Regions from separate parts of the Mus musculus genome. Here all the other regions are linked to region 1. A link is a loop called in an ENCODE intact Hi-C map of the cell type or tissue named here. Cell type or tissue: heart. All regions are shown on one strand. Each heading gives the region's core, and the rest is flanking DNA. Links, peaks and the distances in the headings are about the cores only. Region 1 holds the start of Gm41113 (a long non-coding RNA gene). Region 2 has its middle 15 kb from the start of Gm32379. Region 3 overlaps Zmiz1os1 (a long non-coding RNA gene). Region 4 has its middle 6.8 kb from the start of Gm32123.

Region 1 (6,059 bases), core at 804-5,803:
TATTTGACATATATGCAAATTACGCATTTATAAACACCATGGGGGAAAAACTATTTCCCAAGAAATATGCTCTTTTCCATTCTCTAGAGTAAATGATACTTTTATTTTTTACTGATTTAGTGGTGTGTGTGTGTGTGTGTGTGTGTGTGTGTGTGTGTGTGCACAGTCATAAAGCCTAGGTTTGAACCTTGTGTATGCTAATCAGGTGCTCTACCATTCAGTCATAGCCCCACTTTTCTATCCTTTTTACTTTGTTTACTTTTGTTAGAGTTATAGGCACCAAGAACTATTTCTCTAGTCCACATAAACACAATGGGCCAAGCATGCTGACCAACCCTCTGCACCTTCAAATGGCCAAGTGGTTCTTCACATGAGTCCCTGAACCTCCAGAGGCAACAGCACCACCTAAAGCTTGCCAGAACCCCTCAGGCAATTCTCACTGAAGCTCCGGGTGGGTGCAGCAGTGAGAGATTTAAGACGCTTTCACCTCCAGGGCTCCAGGCAAGTCTCCTGCCTGATCAATTTAGAGAAGAGCAGAGACTATGGCAAACTGAAGAGCATGCATCTTCCCGAAGGGACCCTGTGGCTCAACTCCAGTCTACCTACATTCACTGTAAGCCACTAGCCGGCCTGTAAGCCCAGCCTTGTGAGGACTGAGGTAGGAGTATCTGGAGTTCAAGGCTGGCCTTAGCTACATCTCAAGATCCTTCCTAAAAGGAAGAGAGAGGCACAAAGAAGCAGGAAGACAGAGAAGGAAAGGGACTATCAGTCAGCGCATCTAAATACGGAAAGACCACATCTCTCTCTATATGATATTTTTGCACCTAAGTATTGGCGGCATTTTTGAGTTTGTTTTTAATCCCATAACGACTAAAGAAACTTTTCTTATAGGTTGAAACCAGCCCAAGAACAGCCATGGAACGACTTGAGGAGGTGGAGATAACTCTCCACAGGAATGTTCTATTAAGAGGCTTTAAGCCCAGGCTATTATAGCTACCTTAGTGCCAACGTTCCCACAAAGCCCCTACCTACAGTGTGGACTGCTTCTGAATCCTCAATTACCAGAGATAGTCTACAGGTCCTGGCCTCTCTCTGGGCCAGAAGATAAACAAGATGGAAAATTCTAGACCCTTGATGATCACAGCCCAGATCAAGACGGGAGTAGAGAGTAAAACCACGCCCTGAGCCAAACTTAGGTTGTTGGCTACAGGCACTCTCTCTCCTGCAGCCCACCTATGGAGGAGAGAATCGTGTGTATTTTAAAGGCAGATTCAGATAGGTCAAATGATTTGTTGTAGGTCACAGAGTTGGCAGATAAAAGAGTCAGGCTGTGAATCTACCTGCACCCCAACCTGTGTAGCTCCTAGTCTTCCAAATTGTCTATCAACTACTGGATGGGAGAGTCCCTGGGGTAAGGCCTGGATTCCCCTGCCACCACCTTCTTTGTCCAGGACACGGTGAAGGCTACCAACCAATATCAGAGTGTTGACCCCTGCAAGAAGGAACTAGTGATGACTCTGTGATAGGTAGAGATCTCAGAAGAAGGAAGCTAGCCCACACTTGGCTTCAGTTTTAGAGTCTCTCTCTACATGGAAGCTCTAAGCCCAAGCTAGGGAGTTTTGGGAGCTGGGGTCACCCTGGAGAGAGAGAGAGCAGGGCCCAAGGTTGAAGGTTCTGGACCCAGCCAAGAATCTTGAGTCCTCTTTCCTTGTCTCAGTCTCAGTGTTCACATCCTTCTTCCTCCGGGCCCAGCCATAGTACCATGACCCAGGTAAGCATGGGTGGTTGCCAGAGATTTGGGGGAAAAAGACTTAGTCCTGCCCCTTCCTGCTGGTGACCTCATGTGGTCACAGCTCCCAGAAGAGCTGGACTGGCCAAGGTCCTGCCCTCCCCGGGGTCATGGGGGGAGGGGAGGGCTCCCACAGGTAGAAAGTGAGATTCCATTCTCACAGCCACAGGCCACAGCGGGGCTGACCCACAAGGCCCTATCAGAGCCCTCAGGGACCAATCAGCACCACCAGCCTGCATGGGACCACAACTGGCTGGACACTGAAGTCAGCCTAGCCAGGTCCTAGCAGTCTGCTGGGGCCCTGAGGTCTCACTAAATGGGGAGAGATAGCCCCAAATGACCCACAGGAACACATAAGGAAAAAGGGGAAAGACAAAGTAGAGACATGATAAGCAAATGGATTCGGAGTTAAGAAATGGTCATCCAGTACACACACACACACACACACACACACACACACACACACACACACCAGACCCCCACACAAATGCACTTCTGTTTCCATATGTGCACTTCCTTATGTTCCAGTATTCGTAACACACATCCCTGTATCCCTCTGCACTGTGTGCATGAACCAACCCTCCCTCCATGCCTCCCCCCACTCTCTCGCTCTCACCCGCCCCCACCCCCCGCCCCGCCCTCTGAGCAGGAGTTCTACACTATACTAGCAGCATAAACCCAACCCGGAGTTGACTGATTGCACCGCTTTTGTCAAATGTCAGGGCAGAGCGTTTACAACCTGGCTTTCTCCACCAGACAAGGACACCATGTCCCACTCACACTAAGGCAAAAATGTTTGTGATGACTGTGGCTAAGAACAAGCCTGAGAATCAAGGTCCTGGGCACCCCACCCGGGATTGGGGTGGAAGGGAGACAAATCCGGGTTGTGCGATGCGCTCTGCGCAGCCGCAGCCTGGCTGACTTCTGGGCCCCACCAGGAGGTCGCCTAGCCTAGCGCAGCCAGGAAGTCAGTTCGGAGTGACAGCTCCCCCCTACGCTGTTTGTTTATTCATGACTCATTCGCCTCCACAGACTGGCTCTTCTTTCTTCTAGAAGGAGGGAGGACAGGAGCTGGCGGGCGGGCGGGCGGGAGAGGACGGGAAGGGGAGAGGCCGGCTCCACAATAAACAATGAGGCAGCTGAGGCCCGGCGGGAGCAGCGGCCCAGGCATCCCAGGCCCGCCTGCCCGAGGCTCTCTGTCCCCTATCCCGCCGCCACCTCCGGGCGACCCGGCCGGAGCAGCCGTAATTGGATCTTCGTCTCCTCCTCCCCTTCCCGCCCATCATCGGGGAACCGGTTAAAGACCGGGTACCTCGGCATCACCGGCGGATCCCAACCTGTGATTTGGCTGCCGGGCTTCCCCGGGGCGGCTCGGCGACACCCTGCAGGCCAGGCCCTCCCCCACCGCTGGCCCTGCGTAGGTCCCGGGGTCCCCTCCGCGCGCAGACTCCCTCGCCTGCTCCGGGATAACAGGAGGAAGCGAGGATCCCAGGCTTCAAGGGCCTCATTGTTCTGCCTGGAGGGGCACGTTGAAAACGCCCCAGGATTCGCTTCCTGTGAAAACAGCCTGGGAGGGGGTGAAGGGGGGGATCCACTGTGGAAACGCGTTACCCCAACCCTGAAAGCTACCCAGATTAGACAGGGCGGAGGACATTGTTTTGATTGTTGATGGCTCTTTCTTTTTCTTTCTTTTTCCCCTCGTTTGGGAACCCACCCACCCTCCTTCCCTCCTCGGGGCCAAAGCTAAGTCTTTCGGGCTGTTGAGCAAGTTGGAACTGTGGGGCCGTTTTTTTTCTGCATAAATAAGGCCAGTGAATGGCAGAGCCAGATATAAAGTCTGATTCAACGATTCAAAAGAAAGCAGGGGCGATGAGGTGGGCATGCCAGAGGAAGCATTCCCCCAGCACGGCCCTCTGAGTCATGTCTTGCACCAGGAGGGGAAAAACAGACCACATCAGGCCACAATATGTCACATGCCTCCAGCAGAGGCATGGGCCTGCACGGCACCGTGGGGGACCTAGCTCCTTCCTCCACAGCTGGGTCAGCAGAGAAGAGGCTTGGGCAGACAGAGGTGGGGGCTACTGGTCCCAAGGTCTTCTCCCGACCCTTTCCTAATTGTCCTTGGATAAAGATGATGCTAAGATGGTGCAGAGCACAGCGCCTGCTAGGTGCTGAGCCTCTATAAGACAGGTTCTTTTATATCCCATATATACATAAGGAAGTTGGGCCTAGAGTCAAACAGTCCACGGGGTCGGGGAGGCAGCCCAGCAGGTCACCAACACTTCTAAGCCCTAGACTGAGACCTCAGGACATGAGGACGGCGACAACTACCTGAGGGGCTCCATCCAGGTGAGATCTTTCACCTCCTCTGCCTTTTATTTTTGCCCCAGCCTCATCACCCATCGAGTGCCCTTCTTATCATGCTTGGCATTTTGTTTTCCTGCCCCCCACCCCTTACATGCCATCAAGAATGCAAGCTTCATGAGGGAAGGATGCTGATTCGTTCAGGAATGAACGAATGGATCCTACACACACAAAAACCACGTTTGTGGCATGGAGATTCCTTGAGCCATGGATGGATGGATGGATGGATGGGTGGATGAGTGGATGGATGGATGGATGGATGGATGGATGGATGGATGGATGGATAGGTGGATGAGTGGGTGGGTGGATGGATGGATGAGTGGGTGGGTGGGTAGATGGATGGATGGATGGATGGATGAGTGGGTGGGTGGGTGAGTGGATGGATGGACAGACGGAAGGATGGATGGATGGATGGATGGATGGATGGATGGATGGATGGATGGATGGATGGGGGATGGATAGATGAATGGGTGGATGGGTGGATGAATGAGCAGGTTTCCCCTGTTGACCATTCCTCCTACCTTTGTGCATGTGGGTAACTGCTCCTGGGACCTGGCCACGCTTGCCACTCCTGTGCCTTCCTCTGGTCACCTCCTCATTGTTCTTCGTCCCTCTAGACCTGACCGATCCTCCCTTCCTTATCTCCCACTGACCCTTCTAGATCCCTGCTTCCTCTGAGGACACACCCTCTGTCCTGTGGGCCTCCCAATTAATCCCATGCCTCTTTAACATCCTGGATGGGTTTCTGGACCATGATACTATTAGTTCCACAGGATGGGGGTTCCCCTCAAGCCCAGTGTCACCTGTCACATTTCTATAAGGCACTCCACTTTCCCAGTACCACTCCTTTCCCTGACCATAGCCCCAACTCACTGTCCTTTGCTCAAAACCTGATGTCACCTGCTGGGTTTTAGCATCCACATGGCCCACCTGATAAATGGAGTCTCTAGACCATTAGCTCCCATCTCCAGAGACTTTCTTCCCTAATGTCCACCTTTTGTCTATGGCCCACCTTGGACCAGGCTACCCCTTCACACCTGCGTCTCCCATTTCAACTTCAACCATTTGCTCTTTGGTCTCATCTTCCAACTGTCCCAGTAGTATGGTTATCTGAGGAACACTCTCCTGCACCCCAGAATCCTCACTACACCATTTTCTCTTCACTCATCACTCATTTTTGCAAACCACACAACCACATCCCTCCCAGCCATAGGCCCAGACTAGCCTGAACAGTGATTCAGGGCTGTGTCAACATGGGGGCTGCAGGCTGGCACAGTGTCCAATGACTGCCTCTTTCCTATCTCCCTATGAGTTCTCTGCCTCCTATTACCTCGGGACTGTCCATCCTGGAGACACTCAACTCCATCAAAATCGTGAAGTCCTTCTTCTGTGCCCTATTGCCTCTCGACACACACTGTTGTTCTTCAGAAATACTGGCTAAAGGAAACCCCTTTGACCACAGCCATCCTGACATCTGTCTCATCCTGAATCACAGAGCGTCTTCCCTCTCTCCCCACGCTTAACCACTGAGCTTTCCCACCCAATGCCCTCCATGGCTCTATCTACCATGTATCTATGCGGGCATGCAGTTACTTTTTCTTATTCTCTGTCCTTCTGGGGCTGCCAGGATGGATGCATTATTCTTTGTGCCTGGGCCCCTACCCCTGCCTCCCCAGTCATCCCTAATCTCTTGTAGAGCTTTCCTCTTCTCTCCTCCAAAGGTGAAGGTTACAGAAGGCTGATCTTCCTCTGCAAGACCATTTTGTCTCCTTCAGGGGTTATGGTATCCACCCCTGTCTTGTCCCACACCTCTGTTAGACGCTGAGCTCAGCTGGATCATACCTTCTGACTTCCACGTGCTGGCACTGCTACTTTCTCCTGGTATTCTTCCTGGTACACAACCCGT
Region 2 (6,059 bases), core at 431-5,430, 150 kb before region 1:
ACACCAGCAACTTCCCCATAGCACAGGGAAAGCTTCTGATCAAGGTGGGGTACCCTCCAAGGGCTTTGCCATGCTGAGTTCTCCATGGGGGGATGGGAAGGGCTTCTGGGGGAGAACTGCTGTCACTCATCTTCCTGGCTATCCATCCCTTCCCTCCTGCAACCAGGTACTATGCCTTAGCCTTAGCCCCAGCAGCTCTCCGGCAGGTATATGACACCACCTTTCTTTCCTCCCAGTCTCCATTTCCCACTCTGTCCTGCAAAGTTAGAAGCTGCGGAGACAAACACCAAGGGAAGCTTTGAAGGGAGGAGCTGGAGCCATTTGACCTTGGAACCCCTGGGCAAAAACACTACTCTAAAATCTCTGACAAAGGGGCAGATGCAGTCTGTGTGACCCCAGTAGGAGGCAGTGGAGCCAGTGAGTCAAGCTTCTGGGGTCCACTGGGGATGCTTCAGGAACAGAATGGAGATTCTAGTGCTCCCCCAAACTCAGAGATCATCCATTGCAAGTAGCATCTCCCAGGGGGGACACCCCACAAAGGGATAGCAGTCCCTTTCCTAGCAACCCCAGCAGCTCAGAGGGCTAGAGGCCACAGAGTTCTAGAGATCAGGAACATCACAGTCTATTCTTGAAGTCTAAGGAATCTGGAGCCATGACCTTGTAACTGGTGTTTTACAATGTTAACAGTTTTTTTGAGATGGCTACTCAAAAAAGAAACGGTGTGCAAAATTGAACAGACAGGTCTTTTTCACTCTCTGTTCCATCTCTCCGTACCATGACATCTTCCACTGCAAACCCCAAGGGCACTGAGACACACACCATGTGCCTTTGGGAGTATGTCACTACAGTTAGAAAACAGAGACAAGAGCTGGAACTTCAGCCCCACTGACCTGACTTCAAGCCCCACACGGCCATTAACACGAGGTAGAGTCTGTTATCCAGGAAGACGCTCATGCAGAAATAGGTCCCATGAGGAAGGCTACCTTTGAGGTACTCCTAGAGCTGATGTGAGGTGACACTGGTCAATCACTTTGTTCGGCCTTGACCCATGGGATGTGTTTCATAGACGGTAGCTATGCTAATTAACATAGGTACAATAAAGTACAAGCCCCCTGCCGATCGTGTGAGGGACAGGATGATAATGACGGGTGATCAGGCTGCCAGCTATGACTCTCAAGTGTCTGGCTCTCAGGAGTTCAATGTTTCCTATCACACTCTGTCACTGACGCTTCTTGTCCAGGAATGTGCCCACCCCGTGTGGGACCAAGAGAGAGCAGAATGGCATCTTGTGATGGGCCAGGTACCCACACCCTCTGCTCAAGGACTTTGCTGAGAGCTAAGAATGATCATATCCATTTAACAGATAGGAATCCAGAACTTTCCTGAGGACCCAGAGTTGGACAGGGGACAGTTCAGGGACACAGGCCTGGCTCCTCAAAGATATAAGCCCAATGCCTCTGCCTCTGAATTAAATCCTTTGCCATGATCCACAGATACTTCTAGAAAAGAATTATCATGCCATTGACTGACTTCCCAATGATGCACAGATCACTCCAGAATCCAGGACTTAATGCATGGAGCTTTCCCCACAGGCCTGAGTCCCAAAGATGCTGCCAGCAGAGGATGCCTTAAACCTTCCTCCTGACAGTCTCGCTGGCAGAATCCCAGAACTGCAGTGCTGAGGGACCTGGAAGAAGTCTTTGAAGTCTCCCTCATACGGAGCTGCAGAAAGAGGCTTGTTGTCTTATGCAGAGAGCAGTTGAAGATATCAAAGGGAAGATAGGATGTTAAATTTGAGTGATCAATGTTTAATAGTCAGGGTTGTAAGCTGTCACGAGGGATGCAGTGGGTGGGAAGCCTCACGTACTGTAGGATTTGAGATGACACTGCCCCGGGCTGTGGAGGAGCCCTCTGGCATCCCTGTAAATAGGGAGGACAGATCAAGAGGTACAGGGGTGAGCCCACACTCCTCTGCCTGGCTGCTTATGTGGGGGGCATTGCATAGAATAGGGATGTTTTGGGTGGAAGTAAACCCTCAGATTCTGACCAAGCAGCAACCAATCATACAAATATTGGTCTCTTCTCAACAGGACGGTTAAGGGCCCCCAGAAAGGTAGAGAGGGGTCCACCTTGGATTAAGGAGACCTGAGGATCCAGCCCTTGTCAGGGATAACTTCAACATTGCACTGAAACTTCTCTGGGCAGAAATAGGAGGCTGCATGGACTCTGGGAGAAATGGATGCTAAAGGGGGTGGGACCTTCCTCTGTAGGACAGTCTCAGGGGCAGAGCCTGCCCTTCTGGGTCTCCTAGCATCTATGATGTCTGTTGCCATTCACAAGAGCTTGGAGGAATGTCAGCTCCCTTGCTTTGTGATATCCAGACCCTAGCAGATGGGGTGAGCTCCCCCAACCCAGGCCCTCTGTCAGTCACCCTCACAGGTTGTTCTGTGGCAGGGAACACGGCTCCCTCTGGTCCCTCCCCTGGAGCTCATATGCACGGCTGTGGAGTGACAGGGCTGAGGACCAGAAGGAGCGAGCTCCCTAAAAGCTTTCTTGGCTGAAGAGCAAGAGACAGGCTGGGCTGTCCCCACAGGCAGCCCTCATCTGTTCCCAAATTCGGGCATCCCCAGAGAGCATCAGGAAGGGCTTGGAGGAGTGGAGATGCAGACTGACTGACAGAAGAACAAATCCTGAAACTCCAGCCCCTGTGCCTGGCTAGGCAGGGGCCTCCAGACCTCACATGGCTGCCTGCCACCTCCTGAGCAAAACACAATTTCACGACTCTTTGGGGGATAAAGGATTTTATTTACCTCTTTTCAAAAGCTTCAGAATTCTTCCTGAACATCAAATAACTCCTGGCAAACACATCCTGATGAGTAACACGAAGTGAAATAGAACCAGATGGGCTGACTCGCTCTGGGCTTGCGCGGGAGGGGGAAGGGCGGATCTCACTCACAGAGAGGCTGGGCTGTGGGCCACAGGAAGTGCATCAGGAGGGGGGCACAGCCTTCCAAGCAGGGAGGGGACAAAGTCCCCTGGACTTTGCCGGAGATGGAGTCACACTGCCTGCCATCTGGCTTTGTTGGGAAGAGAAAAGAAATGGGGTTTCCGGCAGCCTGTTGGTGGCACCCCAGCAGTGTGGATCATGCCAAGCCTGGCATCTATGGCACTTGGGACCCAGGGGACTCTGAGACATAAGCTCCTGTGATAGGGAGATTGGATGGCCAGTGTATTTAGAATCCTCTAAGAACCTCCTGAGGACTCCGCGAATTATCCAAACAAGAGTGCTCTCTCTCTCTCTCTCTCTCTCTCTCTCTCTCTCTCTCTCTCTCTCTCTCTCTCTCTCTTGATTTGGTTCCACTCAGCTGAAACACACCATTTCCCAGCCTCTTTTCAAGAGGAAGCACTGTAGCAGCCCTGACCAGTGGGAAGCAGCTAGTGTCTAAGCCACTCCTTCCTTGTGCCATCCTTGACCTCCAGGAGGGAGGCTACAGCTGGAGCTGGAGTTCCACGGATGAGATGAGCAAGTCTGGTGGGGCAGGGAGCCTGAACCGCACATGCTCTGTGGAGCCACTGACTTATCCTTGAACATCTCTGGCCTTGTGCCTATCCGTGAGGATGTGCTGCTGTGGGGTTAGGCAGACGATATTAGGGTTCTCTGGATCCTGACACCAGACCAGTGGCTCCAGTCCCAGGGAAGCAGTCCTAGCAATCCAGACTGCATCAACTAATCTCTTATGCTCCAGAGACTCCCATGCCTCATGTAGCTGTCCCAGTTGCCTTAGGGGTCTCCTGCCCAACTCCTTCAGGAGGCTCTTGCCACTTCCACGGCAGCAGAGGCCACTAGCCCCAGTGTTCAGCCTGCCGCGCCCCCCCCCCCCCCGTGACCTCTCCAGACGGTAGCCTGTCTTTTAAGAGCAGAATGTTAAAACTGAGGGTACCGACCCTCTAGCTTATCTGGGTGTGGTCATCTTAACATGGGGTTAGATAAAATGAAACTTGTGTGTGGCAAACCAGGCCATGTTAGTCACCCAGGGTGGTAAGAGAGCCACATGGGAACTTGGAAAGCTTATCCATTGATTTTTTTTTTCTGGCATGGACTTTAACGGCAGGATCTCTTAGATGACAAACATCTGAAGCAGAACTTTTACATGTAAGGCAGACTCTGACGGGCCTCTTCTGGGAAGTCCTGGAGATTCTGCAGAGCACTGTTGGAAGTCACCGTGGCTGAAAGCAAAGGAAAATGCAGACAGCTAGCAAGCTGGGCAGAGCTGGGAACAGCAGCAGAGTTTGACTGCTAGTGGTTCCCAGCTCCTCCACACCAAAGGCCCCAATATTGGACACATGCGCTTCTTCCAGCAGATTCTTAATTGGGGCTCCAGGCCATCCATAGGCGAGGCTTCCAACCTGCAGCCCCGGCTTCCTCTCTCTGGCACTGTGTCAGTCTCCAGCCACTGCTCATGCTGCTCACCTTCCACACAACTTTCTCAGAGACTGGCCTAACTTTCCTGAAGGAACATGTCCCCTGACCCATTGCTATAGTATGTTCAAGCTCATATTTCCAAACCCCAGTCTGACCCTCAGTCTCTCTCCCCAAACTTTCATCTTCCCACAGACACTGCCCCACTGTGCCCCTACTTCTCCTCTGAGCCTGTGCTTGTGGCCCTGTGTGATGCTGAGACCATGTTAAGCTTTTGTGGCTCCGTCCCCTGCTCTCTTTGTCCCACCCCGCAGTCCTCCTCCAAGGCCTAACTCATCCTGCCTTTTCTCTGGAGCCATCCTTGGTGCCTTTACTCCAGGGAGTCTGGAGGGCAGTCAGTGCTGTATCCCGCAGGCTTTACCGTGTCTGCACGCATCCGGCTTGCAGTGTGCGTGTGGTGTACTTGAAGGAAGAGAGAGATCCATTTCCTGCGCATAAGATGCACACTCTATTTACTTGGATAAAAGAGACTGGTTAGCGCACATGTGTCCTGTTTTGCTAACTGTGCTCCCACACTCCTCATTTAACAGTAGCCTGTGTTCCTTCTGGAATTTGCCTCTTCCCCGCTGTGTGTGGTCTTGGTGGAGGGGAATTCTAGGCTTCTGCCTCCCATTATGAAAGCCAAAGGTCCAACTCCAGGCTCCTAGATCCCAGGGGGAGCAGGAACGTGCCTCGACCTCTCTTCTGGGAACACACATCTGCTGAGAGTCATTCAGAGTGTCAGCCAAGCTTCTGGGTTGCCAGCGACAGACTCCTGCTTGGTCAGTTTGAAGCAGCCAGGGATTTATTCCATAGAAGGTGAGGAAGATCACAGGCCTGGTGGATAGACTGGCAGATGGGCAGCGGCAAGACAGCCAGGGCACAGCTGGGCTCTTAGCCGAATAGTCCTCAGGACACCAATCCATGTGGTCACTACATGCAGGATGCCACCTTGCTTCCCATGCTGAGCACACAGCACGGATCTTCTTCCAACTGGTCATTGCTGCTGCTGCTGCTGCTGCTGCCTTAGCGTCCTGCCATCTCCAAGAAGAGCCTTGACAGTGTTCTACAACACTGCCTGCTACTCGTTTTCCCAGGTGACATGTAACTGACCCGCTGATACATATATGTCTGTGCCCTTCCTCAAAGGATGTACAGACCTTGTGTTACAGAGTCCTACAAAGGATGCTAGGATCGACAGTTCCGTCCACAGTGGAAGCATGACTTCACCACTTCCCTCACTTTAAGGCAGGGAATTCAACAAGCCTAGAAAAGAGGAATCCTCGGTTGACAGACAAGCAAGAAGAATGGGAAAAAAAAAAAAAAAGAAAGACACTGAATCCAGAGACTAAGCTGGAGGTCACCGTCTCAACCTCAGCAGCATGAAGACCAGATGTTCCCTTCTGTATGTGATGGTCACAGCTCCTGAGCTAGGTGATCAGAAAGGCCCAGGCTTCTGCCTTCCCAGAGTCTGCTTCTCTAGGTTCCTGTCACTTCTCCAAGCTCTCGACATCCTGCCAATAAATTCCTTTTTGCTGAAGTTAACCAGTGTTAGTGTCTGCCGCCTGCAGCCCAGCAATGCTGAGCGAAAGCATGAGTA
Region 3 (6,059 bases), core at 285-5,284, 72 kb before region 1:
GACAGGTAAAAGCCTTCAGGGACAAAGCACAAAGTGACACTATGGGGGAAGAGCAGGTAAAGAGGATGCTGGGTAGGGACATGTGAGGGCCAGGGGCCCAGAACCCACCCTGACTTAAACCATGACCCAAGTCAGCAATTGCTTTCAGCTGCCTCGGCATACACATCTGTAAAATGGTTTTATTCCTTTCTTCTATAAGTGTGCCTGGCTCTGGAAGCTTGAAGCTGTCTTCTGGGCATGCGGAAATCCTTCACACACAGGAGAGCTCAGGTGTCAGGACAAGAGGGAAGGGCAGCCGTGAGATCTTGACATACTGGCTGGCCCTCTCCAATTTTCGAAGGTCTGGCTCCTAAAAATAGAAGACTCCATAGGTCTAAAGTTCCCAACAGTACAACAGACAAAGAGGAAAGAGTCGAATCCCAGTCCACCTGAATTGAAGTCCTCGGCTTTGTCATTTACAGTTTTCCCTTGGGCATGCTTCCTCGGGGTCTTCTCCTGTCAATGTGGCTACATGAGAAAGTAGGAGGAACAGGTTAGACCAGAGAAGGGACTGGCTCTTAAGAAAGTAGAGAGCCTTGCACCTCCAGCATGTTCCTCCAAAGCAAATACAGACAGTCCTATGTGAGGGATCCACATGGCGCTTGATGACCCCTGCTGGAGTCCTGTGCAGACAGTCATGTGGCCCTTTGGAGAACAAAGCCCTAAGCATCGCACATAGCATGATTCCTCTGGGGTAGGAGCAGCCACTTCTGTTTGCAAACAGAACACTAGACAACAAACTACAAAAGGGACTTGAGGGAGTTTACTCCTGGGGCCCAGGATCCTGGGCAGGGGCAGTGTGGCTGGAAGCAGGCGTACCTTTTCAATTTGTAATCGCTTTTGAGTCATATTCAAAAACATTCCAAGATGAAATAAAGCGAAAGAAGGCTCAAGCTGCCCTGCAGTTGGGAGCCCTTTGGGGAACTGAAGTGAGCAAGCCAGCCCCTCTAATCCAGATGGACAGGCAGACAGACAGATAAACAGCTTAGAGGCCAAGGTCCCACAGGGCCTGAGGAATGGGCTGTCCCACCCCAGCCCAGCAGGCAGTGGCTGCCCTCTCACCCAGACCCCTGCTGGCAAGCACCGTCCACTCCCTGATCTTCCCGGAATGGACGCTTCCCCAGGCTCATTGCAAAACATCCTGGCTGGAGCTGCAGCCAGGAGTCCAGAAGCAAAGCTCCCTCTGCAGAGCGAGATGCCGCTTCCTGAGGACATTCCGGCCTGGTGTGAGGGCCTGTGGCAGGAGAGGGCAGGAAAGGCCAGGCAGTCATCGGCAGCCAAACTGGGGCCACAGCAGGGCCACGTGCTCACTGGGACGACATCTGGCTGGAGCCATAGCCCAGGTTTTAGAGGACTTGTAATCAGGCACCTCCTCAAGCCCTGCCACCGTCTCTGCTGCAACCCCCTCCACCAGACCCACTGCAGACTCGCTGGGCTTGTTAAGGGAGAAGGGAGCCTCCTTATAAAGAGATCCCTATTCGCAGGCTGCTCCACACACCACGATCCCTTTGCAGAGCTCCAGATTGATTCCAGCCTGGACCAGCTGTCACAAGGGGTCACCCAGGCCCTTCTCTTAACCCCACAGGATGGCAATTCCTTCACCTGGGTTAGAAAGAGATTTTTTTTTTTTTTAGCACAGAGCTCCCTTTTCAAATGTCATCCTCCTGAGAACCTGGCGAGGAATAAAAACACTGAGTGTGACACTGGTGAGAGGCAAGCAGAGAAGCCTGGATTCCAGCCCCTGGGCAGAGCCTAGGAAGCCTGGAGACTCGGAAACCCTTCTGAACATCAGGAAGCCACAGAGACCCTGGCTCTGGTTCTGTCCCTCTGTGCCCTCTCTCGGGCATCTCATGCCCAAAGCAGGTGTATTCTCTACCGCTCTCATCTTTGTCTGGCTAAATTCCAGATCCCAGTACTCACTGTCCACTGGACACCACCTAGATATCCGATAGGCTATAAGAACATCCAAAGCCATCACCTCACACCTCCCCTAATGCAAATGGCTCCTGTCATCAAATACCATTACATCAGCTCTTCTGCACCTTCTAGATTCTCTCCTGGTCAGGATTCACTACTGCCAACATTACCACAACCACAGCCTTCACCATCGCTGTCACCACCATCAACAGCAGCACCACAACCACCACTATCATCACCATAATCATCAGCATCACTGCCAACTTAAAAAAAAAAAGCCACTATCATCATTGTCACCACCAAGACCATAAACATCGCCACCAATATTACAAACATTACCACCATGACCCATCACCATTACCACCACCAAGACTACTACCATCACCATAATCATCATCAACACCGTCGATACCATCACCACAAACACACAAATATCACGGTCAACATCATCACTTTGTCATTGCCATTGCTGTCAACACCACCACCATCACCATCTTCACCAGCACACTCCCTCAACTACTGCCATTGCCTTTATCATCACCTCATCGGTACCATCAGGGTCAGCAAACATCACCATCATCCATTTTAACATTATCCTATCCCCTTCCAGTGTCTCTTACCATCTCTGTGTTCCCTTCCTGCTCAATCCCCTACCTCTTAAAGCACAGGCAGCTGTGATCATGACCATCACGGCTTATAACTTCACACTGCCCCCTCAGAGCAGAGTTCAAATGCCTTGAGATTTGACAGTTTACAAATCTAGCCTAGAGTTGCAAATCTCAGCCTCCAGGGAGAAAGCACCAACCTCCAGTATCCCGCGTACAGCTCCTGAGCCCATCTGTAATTCCTCCATCTGTCTAAACACATCCACAGATCCTGATGGTCCAGCAGCCACAGCAACTGCTGCAGTCGATAATGAGCCCCAAGACCCGGAACTACACATGTCTCCTTGATAGCAGTCTTGCCGTGCTGACCTGGCCCAGAACAGGAGAACAATGTGAGAGTGGGTTGGGGGAAGGGAGTTAGAAGGATGGAAGCAGAGGAATGGAGGAAGTAGCAGTGAATATCCAGAGGTCTCAGCATCATGGCTTCCCCCGTGGGAAATCTAAACGCCCTTCAGTAGAGTTCAAGCAACTTCAGCTCAGAAAAGGCACCCCTTCTTATTCTAACAGACCCGTGAAGGAGGCCTTTGTCCCGATGCTCTCAAGCCAAACACCAACCTTTCTGTCTCAGCTGTAGAAGACACTGCCTTACCGCACGACTGGGGCTGATGTGACTCTATACTCTGCTAACAAATGTAGGACTAGACCCCCTTCTTCCCCAGAACCCACAGGGAAGCTGACATTTGCCTCCCAGCCAGAGGTGTTGCTGGGGGCCACATCTGGAATGTGAGACAAGCCTGTCCTCAGATTCTGTCACCTCCATGATGGGAGGGGAATTCCACTGGAAAGGAAGGCTCTGTCCATCCCACCCAGGCCTCTCTGGCCTTTGCCGCACACCAGACACTGCACTGTGGTCGGGACTCTTCATTAGGCTATAGTCTCCTCTTTAAAATGAAGGCAACCCTGTCTGGAACTTTGGGGCCCACAGAACAATGATTTCATTGTCTTGGGGTGTGAAGTCCAGTTCCTTACATGGGGCTGGCTCTCGGGGGTCACTGACCTGCTCTCAGCTTTCACTCTGCACAGGACCCACCAGTGCCCCAAATCTTGGCTCTTCAGGAGAGCACAATCAGGTGTGGCCACAGCAACCATAACAGACTGAGGACTGGAACCTCCAGACTCTGTAGGAGGCAGCCTGGGGCAGCTGGCTCCTTAGGCAATGCATAGCCAACCAGAGGGATCTCAGACCAGTGGCTGCTGCTGGCCCCAGTCCTCCACGGACAGAGCTCAGTGCCAGCCCTGCCCTTCCCTTCTCTGATCTACACACACAGTTTCTCATTCCCACATGGTGCTCACCTCCCCACATTTCCTCCTTCCTCACCGCCTCTTCTCACCTGCCCTTTGTGCTGTCTCCCACTTGTCCTGCACCTCTTCCTGGCCCCAGTTTATGGCCCTGAGCCATAGGTGACCTTTGTCCTTATTGGTCCTCTGTGTATCTATGTGGGGTTCCCTGCCTCTCTTTCTTGGCCCTTCCCTCTCTTCTGTCCACACATAGCTGTTTCCTTCTACCCAGTTCCTCTCTCAGGACCTGCTCCTACCTCAGCCTTTCTCTTGTCTCCACTTTTACTTCTCTGCCTCTTGATCCAGCTGTGTCTGAGTGACAGTGGCTCCCTCCCTGAGTGTGGTGCCCACCTCCCCCCCCCCCATCTTTCTCTCTTTCACAGGCTATCTATATCCCTCTCTTTCCCCATGCAGCTGAGGGCTCACTTTCACAGTTGCCTTGGATGGGCACTCTGTGAACAAGGCAGGGGAAAGAGCGGGAAGCATGGAATTATGACTGGGCCCCTGGCTGTGCATGGGGTGGAAATGCAGAGGCTGGGATGTCTAAGAGACCCTGCCTAGATCACTCTGCTACAGGGCCATCTTCCCAGGAGTATAGTAAGGGCTCCTTCCTCTGCTGGTGCCAGAGCTGCTTCCTCCACAGACTCCTACCTGCAGTGGGTAGCCCCAGCCCTAAACTTCTTTGGGTTCTTTGGACCCATATTTTCCAAACCTGTCGACCTCAGCCCAGAGGGGAAACACCACAGTCCCCAGATATACCAGAAAGGCAGTACCCACATCTTTAGGAAGTCATGTCTGACCCTGTTGGCTGGCACGGGGCCCTAGGTCCCTGTGAGGACAGCAGCCTCTTAGCTGTGCTGAGCTGTCTACCTCTCCACCCGAAGCCTCCTGCTCCAGAGCACCCTGGGCCCTTTGTTCTAGACCTGGAGCACAGCCAGTCTCAGGATGTCCTGAAAGAGTCTATACTCCAAGATCACTGGGGAGGCAATGTCACTGAGCCTGAGCCACCCTGCTGGGGGCTCTTGGGAGGAGTGTTCCACAGGAACCTCTACTACCCCTAAACTGCACCTGAGCTCAGCAGCTCCACCTGTCACTCACACATTCTCCCTCCTGGACACTGTTCAGGGGACAAAGACCATGGCCCATGAATACCCTGCCAGCAACCTTGTGGTATCAGCGATGCCTCCAAGCCCCCATGCGGGGAGCCAGTTAACTCCCCTAAGTTCTACAAATCTCATCGCCCACTCAAGCTTGCCTCCCATGGGACTCACGACCTCTATCCACCCTGTACATCCATCCCGAGTGAGAAATAAGACAGACACACAGCTTGGACTCCCCATGCTGGTAGACCCAGCCTGACATCTTGGTTTATGAATGTGTAACTTTGGACAAATAACTTACTTCCTGAGCATATTGGTGTGGGTCAGTGTCTCTCTGGTCTGTTCTTGTGCCAGCTGAGAGACCTGCTATAATCTTCCTAGAAACAGGGTCCATGAAGCTGAGCCACTCAGCAGACCAAAGGAGGTAGCTGTCCTTGCAAAGTGTGTTATTTGCTGTTCTTGTTAACCAAAATAAAGAAGGAAAGAACTTCCAATCTAGAAATCCGAGGACATCCACACGACACCAGGAGGAATAGCAAAACATGAAGGGAGAGAGAAAGAGAGTGCACCTGTCCAGACTGTCTCGGCCTCCCAGAACATTGCTCTGTATCAGGCCTGTTCTACTGTCTGCAACCTCAGACACGGAAATGCTCTAAAATGAACCAAGTGCAAACAGAGTCTCTGAAATCCTTGGGACCAGCCAGCCACGGTGCGGTGGCTAATCTCAGTTACTCGGGAAACCGAGATAGGAGTCTCTTTGACTTCAGGAGTTCTAACCTACATGGTTCTTGAGTGCCCACACTACGTTCAGCAACAATGTGGTGACTCCTGGAATGAGAGCCATAGGAAAGGTTGAAATCCCTGGGACAGAAGTGCTTCTGATATGGATTGTCTGTGTACACATGATGAAATGCCTTGGGTATGGCACCAATATTTAAAGACAAAATTCACTTCTTTTCTCTATATAGCTCATAGCCTGGAGGTAACTGTGTACAGACTTTTGTGTAGTTACATTCTGTCTAGGAGCTGTGAGTTTTCTTCTTGAAGTACCACACAGCCT
Region 4 (6,059 bases), core at 859-5,858, 260 kb before region 1:
AGCTCGTGCTGCTCCTCAGCACCATCATGCTGTTCCACGTCTGCGTAGTGACTCCCTTACTCCTTGGTAGCTCTTTCCTCTGTATCACAGATCCATTGTCACTCGCTCAAATACAGCCTCCCTGACTGCAGGCCAGATCTGGTTCGATGGCCATGTAGACTAATCTGCCAGCAATTGTCACCCACCTTTGGGTTTTTGAAATGTCTGATCCTCCTAACTAGATCACAAACCTTCCCAGGAGAGGGATCACCCTGTGTGACCAGCACCTGCCCAGACTGGTATGGAAGAACATGTTGTTGAATAAGTAAAGGAAAAACATTGTTATGTGAAGTAGCCTCATGCGCCTGGGCCCTCTCTGAAGTCCAGCTCCTTTGCTAGCAACTTCAACCTTTCTCTTCATTTAAATTTGATCCTTCCTCCCATTGCCTGACCTCAGCTCCCCAGCTGACTCCAAGCCACTAGATAAGCCCAGCCCATCCTCCTCTTTCCACTCCCACAGGCTTAGTCATGTTTCCTGCCAAAGAGATGACCACAGGGGGGAGGATTTGGAACCTACAAATAATTGACCTTTTGATATCAAAAGTAATTAGCTCAGTTTTATCTTTTGTTCCGTGAAGAAAGTAGCAGTGTTCATACTGGTGCCCACTTGGTTGGAATTTGTATCTTAGTAAAATTTCAAACCAATGCATGACTGACTTTTAAAAAGTACAAATGGATTCTAAAATTTTGTGAAGAGAATGTTCATAACGTTGCCCACTTGTATTCCTACTTCCTCCCATTTTACAGATAAAGAAACTGAGATCCACAAAGATTATGAAGTTCCGGAAGTGGAGATGCTAAGGTTTAAGCTCAGTCCTTGGCCTTTTGTTTGCCATACTGAGCCCTGAGTTCAGGTCATCAGCTCAGGATTCGATGGCCTTCTGTCTTCTTTGAAAGATCATGAGCTACTTAAAAGCAAGGACCACGACTTTGGCAACTCCAGTTTCTGGCCCAGCGCAATGGCACATAATAGCTCTAAATAAACATTTAAAGAATAACTAGATGAATGGCAGAAATATTAAAAGCCTGGCATAGCAGTCGGCTCAGTATGAATTCCATGAAAGATGTGTAAGAAAGTCAGAGGGACTTGAAGGTCTGAGGAGTCACAAGTTCAAGAGCAGCCTGAGCTAGGGAGTGAGTTCAAGGCCAGCCTGGGCAAATTATTAAAACTGTTTCAAAATTAATAAAAAGGATATAGCTCAGTGCTAGAGTCCTTACCTAGCATGTATTAGACCTTGGGGGGCAATGCTGAAGGGAGGGAGGGAGGGAGGGAGGGAGGGAGGGGGAGGGAGGGAGGGGGAGGAAGAGACTGACAGACACACAGAGATCAAAATGCATAGAATCTAGAATAAGCCTTCATTCCTTTAAGCTGAATAAACTTGTAAGAACTAAGTTGTTTTATAGAAAAAGATTTGAATGCAAAAATCTAAAGATACCTTATTCAAGCTGTCTGGATAGAAAGATAATTGTAGTGATTGGTTATTCTTCAAATGAATATCTAGGAAGAATGGGGGGGATCCATAGAAAGACAGTTACCCTCTGCTCAATATAAGATTGCCATGAGTGCACACATGTGTTTATGTATAGCATTAACCAAATGACTCAAGACAACTTGCATGCAAGGGTAGATGGTGGAGAACCAGCATGGGTGGCTGAGCATAAGGGAAGGACTGCTATTTTATTGCTTTTTGAATACATATCTTAACCCTCTGTTAGAGGGTTTGAGAAGTTTCAATAAATGTAAATTCCCTTGTAATTAACGCGAGTGCTTCCCAAGTGGCCTCTTTGTCCCTTTTCAAAAAAAGAAAAAAATAGCTTTAAGCCATCCACTGCCATGACATTTGTCACTTGCTGAACAAGCCACCATCTCTGTTTTGCCACAAAGGTGATCCTTACCCAAAACCCAGCCCTATGAAACACACAAACTCAAGAGGGAGCAAATGCTTCAAGCTAAGGATGCAAAGGGCTGGCGAGGCTGTAAGTAGTAAGGGCACTGAAACAGAGTGAGCGTCAACATCTTCCTGGGCACAGGGTACAGGCTCTGAACCCAGACACTACTGACTGAAGCCCGGGGTGGGGTGGGGGGACGAACCCCAGTCATGCGTGGAAGAAGGCAGGGAGGAGAGGCAAGAAATGCATTCCCTTCCCCAGGGTCCCAGGATTGTTTTGGTAATTACCCCAGCTTCTTCAACAGCTTGCGATTTGTCCAGTGCCTGGGAACCTGTATTTGCCTCACACAATGCATAATTCATAGGGCATGGACAGCAATTATGAGCTAATTGAGGGGTGTAATGTTTAAAGAAAGGATCCATTATGAGGCGCATAAGGGATGCTGGAGTGAAGATGCTCTTGAGTCCACGGAGGCTTGGTGCCCCCAATTCAGCCTTCCTTGAGATGACTCTAATCGTCTCCTGAAGGGCACTGAAGCTGGGCACAAGAGTGCTCCTGCTAGAGGATGCTCAAAGGGTCCCAGAGTGACTTCCCTACTCTCGTGAGCTTGGTCTTCCACTTGTCACATGGACGCTGTCACCTGGATTCATATGATTCTAAAGACGCGATGTTTTGACCCCAACCATACTTGCAAAAGGAGAGTGAGGATCTCTTCTCGGGGCGAGGCAGATGCTATAGTCTTCAAGACAGTGCAGTAAAGAATTTACGCCATTTCCATCATAAAATAACCTCTTAAAGGAGTTGCAAGAGAGATCCTTAGATGGTACAACTGTAGAAAATAGGGAGCTAGCAATCTTCCTAAGAAGGCCCTGGGCTGGAATCCTGTATGTGACTAGTTTTTCCTCTTGCTAAGGGCCACTGAAAGAATCACTCATCTGTGATCTCAGTTTACCATCTGAACTGAGGAATGCAGTTTAAAGGAATGGCTTTCAGACCCTCCTGGTCCTGATGCATCATTTCTGTGCATTCCCGGACTCATCTTTCTGACTGAAAAAGAAAATGTTTTGAGACTGAGTACCTCTCTGTAGACCAGGCTGTCCTCAAATTCATGGGGAGATCCACCTGCCTCTGTCCACTGAGTACTCAAACTGCAGGCTTATGCTGCATGCTTCACTCTGATCGAAAAGTTTAATCCAACTCCACAGGCAAGTCTTGCTTCCCTTGGGACCTACTCTGTACACTGTGACTCCCACAAGAGACCTACAATGTGACTATCACACAGGTGATCATGTGATAATACATCAAGAAACTTATTTTCCCTTCAGTTATACTGCCAAGGCAGACGCACATCTCATAGCAGTTTATCACAGATACTTTGTAGAATAAGGGTTCTGCTTACACTTTGTGTAACCAGGAGGGCGTGGTAGTTGTATACTACGTATGGGTTACCACCTTTCTGGAACCCTGTAGGCTTCAGCATATACATCACTAGAATTGCTCTAGGATGGTCCTTTAGAATTTGAATTTTCTCTTCATATGCAATCAAGTACTTCCACGACAGCATGTTGATACCATAGGACGCCCTCCTTAACAAGCCTGTTCTGATTGTATTACACCAGCTACTCAAGCTGGGCTGCAGTACCCCATGTCACCAGTAGAGGCCGCTTTTTGAAGTGTGTTACACACACCCCAACTCAAGCCATCATGGAGTTATCCCATGGGTGCTAGAGGTCTTATTGACCACTTTGTCCAAACAGAAGTCCCTCTTTTGTCCTGTACAGAACTTTCTCTGTCTACAAAGGAGTCCTAAGCCACAACAGGCCATTGACTGTCCAGCAGCTTCCCCAGTGTGTCTCGTTTGACCAGAGCTCCTGGCCAGTTTGTATGGCTGCTCTTGTTTGAATCAGACCCTTAGAACATGGGGACTGATGCCCTCTGCTTCTCATGCCCTGGTGAGAGAGTAACTATTCCTGAACAGTTCTTAATCGTTATTGTGAGGCTTTCAAGGTGAGAAATTGAAGGAAAGCAAAATGAGCCAGTTTGCTCCGAGACTTAATCACTCAAGGCCCAGAACAAACTGTCTCCCTCTTTCTGCTTCAGATCTGAGAGCTTTATCTATGTGGCTGTTGGTTTCTGACAGGCAGAGTAAGACAAACAGGAGTGTGGGTGGGCTGACCCTTTCCCCTTCTGATAGGGGTGGCAGTGTTGAGGCATTTCTGGCAGAAACTCTCCGTAGACACAAACACACACACCCAATTCCCCTCTCCTCTCTCTCTCCTCTGAGACCTGACTGAAGATCTCCCTGCAATGTGAGCCACTGAACTCTTCCTCACCGAGTTATCCAAACTCCTTCAAAACCTTTTTCTTCCTTTTCATCTCTCTCCTTTGAGGTTGTTACTAATTCCAAACCTGTCAACTCATGAGGTGGTTGCTTTAAACTGTTCCTTCTCCTGCCCATACCCCCTCCCCTGGCAATTCATCTTCTATTGTGTTACTCAATGGTTTGGTTTTCCAAACTTCTTCTTGGTTTCCTCATCAAACTGCTTCCCCTTGGCCTTCTGCTTGCCCCCCAGTCTAGTGGCCAGGTCGTGGCTGAGAGTTAGCCGAGCTCTGCAGGAAGATCTCTGCCTCTCAGTTTGATGTCTCCCTCATTCAAGCATTCCTTCAGCTTGCATGCCCATCAGTCACAGATCAGGTACAAGGACAGGAACCAAGTGACAACTACCACAGTAAAGAGCTGTCTTCAATGTGCCTGTGGGTTTTGTGACAGGAAGCTGATCTCACTGTCACCATCTTGGCTGAGAGCTGTGACAGAGATGGCAAGGGGCAGCTGAAGCATAGAGAAGTGGTCTGTCCTGGGAAGACTTTCTATTCCTGACTATGCTGATTAGATTTTTTTAAATTTAATTTATTTATTTATTTATTTATTTATTTATTTATTTATTTATTTTGCAACTTGACACAGCTAGGGTCATCTGGGAATAAGGAACTTCAGTTGAGAAAATGCCTCCATCAGATTGGCCTGTAGGCAAGTCTGTGGGCCATTTTCTTGATGAATGGTTGATGTGGGATGGCTAAGCCCACTATGGGCGGCGCTACCCTTAGGCAGGGAGTCCTGGAGTGTACAAGAAAACAGGATGAACAGGCCACAGAGATCCATTCAATAAGCAGAGTTCCTCCATAGTCTCTGCTCCAGTTCCTGCCTCCAGGTGCCTGCCCTGCTTGAGTCCCTGTCCTAGTTTCCCTCAATGATGGCTCATAGCATTGGACATGAAACAAACCTTTTCCTCCTCAAGTTGCCTTTGATTGTGGTGTTTTATCACAGCATCAGAAGCAAACTAATGCACTGCCCTACATTCTCCCCTTCCATCAATCATATTTCCCCCTGATATATGGAGTGCTGACTGAATGTCGAGCTTTCTCAGAAAGGCAGTCATTCAACCTGCTTCCCTTAGTATGAATGCTAGGGAGGGTGATTAGATCCTCTCCTTTGGACCACCCACTAGCATCCATCTTGGGATTTCAGATCATCTTTCAGCTTTGCACACACAAGGGCTTGTTTGCCGTAGGGTGGCTTTCAGGAAATCCTGGTATGGACAGAAGAGATGGACATGTGGCTGCTTCTCTTGGGGGATTGTTCCCAGGCATCCTTTATCCTGGACTTAAGTTTCAATTTACACAGCAAATAATTCATGGTTTTGGAGCTTACAAAGAGTGTTAGCATATGTTTAAACCCCATAACCAGCCATGATTCATTAGCCTTATTCTCCATGATGCCGATGAAGGCCTTGGCTGGGCCCACACAGCAGTCAAGCAGTACAACTAGACTCCAAGCCAAGCCTGACTCCAACAATGTGCCTTCCCAGCTACTCTCTGAGCTGGAGAGGATGCTCACCAAAGACTGGGACTCATGTGGAGTGGTGATTGGCCAGAGACCACAGGGAGCAGGTAGGGAGTCAGGGGATCTGAGTCTCAGGCCAAGTCCATGGCCATGTCTCCTACTGAGGCTCTTCTATGTACTCTCTAAATATCCCTGTCATTGAAGTTGATGGCTCCTGAAATGGAGTCTCTTGAGCAGGGACTGCAGGGTTTCTGTGAGGGATGCCCCTTTCTGTGTCCACACATGACCC

What was found. Hi-C counts contacts between places; a loop is a spot of excess contacts. Peaks named below come from ENCODE experiments on the same cell type or tissue, not always from the same donor. Only the 100,000 strongest peaks of a DNase experiment are listed, where the experiment ranks them.
Region 2: it touches region 1 in a loop (2.2-fold over the local background); 4 of 42 quality-filtered maps call a loop at or near these places.
Region 3: a loop joins it to region 1, with 7 times the contacts of the local background. A loop is called at or near these places in 11 of 42 quality-filtered maps.
Region 4: it touches region 1 in a loop (5-fold over the local background); 7 of 42 quality-filtered maps call a loop at or near these places.

The regions. Positions count from the first base shown.
Region 1 is chr14:25,375,333-25,381,391 of GRCm38, forward strand. All of the region lies in intron 1 of Zmiz1os1 (a long non-coding RNA gene), which reads right to left. It overlaps Gm41113 (a long non-coding RNA gene), which reads left to right and starts at 3,945. Exons shown (of 2, transcript XR_874439.2): 1 at 3,945-4,138. In heart, for the core only: a CTCF peak has its summit at 2,713; DNase peaks (open chromatin) are centred at 1,959, 2,699, 3,209 and 3,779; H3K4me3 peaks cover 2,238 bases; H3K27ac peaks cover 3,887 bases.
Region 2 is chr14:25,223,761-25,229,819 of GRCm38, forward strand. No RefSeq gene overlaps it. Among named protein-coding and RNA genes, the nearest start is that of Gm32379, 15 kb to the left of the region's middle. In heart, for the core only: no CTCF peak of the experiment used is centred there; DNase peaks (open chromatin) are centred at 2,631, 2,961, 3,641, 5,141 and 1 weaker place; H3K4me3 peaks cover 1,144 bases; H3K27ac peaks cover 3,231 bases.
Region 3 is chr14:25,303,460-25,309,518 of GRCm38, forward strand. All of the region lies in intron 2 of Zmiz1os1 (a long non-coding RNA gene), which reads right to left. It overlaps LOC115486423 (a long non-coding RNA gene), which reads right to left. Exons shown (of 2, transcript XR_001781198.1): 1 at 3,953-6,059; 2 at 162-2,930. Among named protein-coding and RNA genes, the nearest start is that of Gm41113, 73 kb to the right of the region's middle. In heart, for the core only: a CTCF peak has its summit at 1,157; DNase peaks (open chromatin) are centred at 1,202 and 4,792; H3K4me3 peaks cover 564 bases; H3K27ac peaks cover 3,897 bases.
Region 4 is chr14:25,113,031-25,119,089 of GRCm38, forward strand. No RefSeq gene overlaps it. Among named protein-coding and RNA genes, the nearest start is that of Gm32123, 6.8 kb to the left of the region's middle. In heart, for the core only: no CTCF peak of the experiment used is centred there; a DNase peak (open chromatin) is centred at 3,581; H3K27ac peaks cover 874 bases.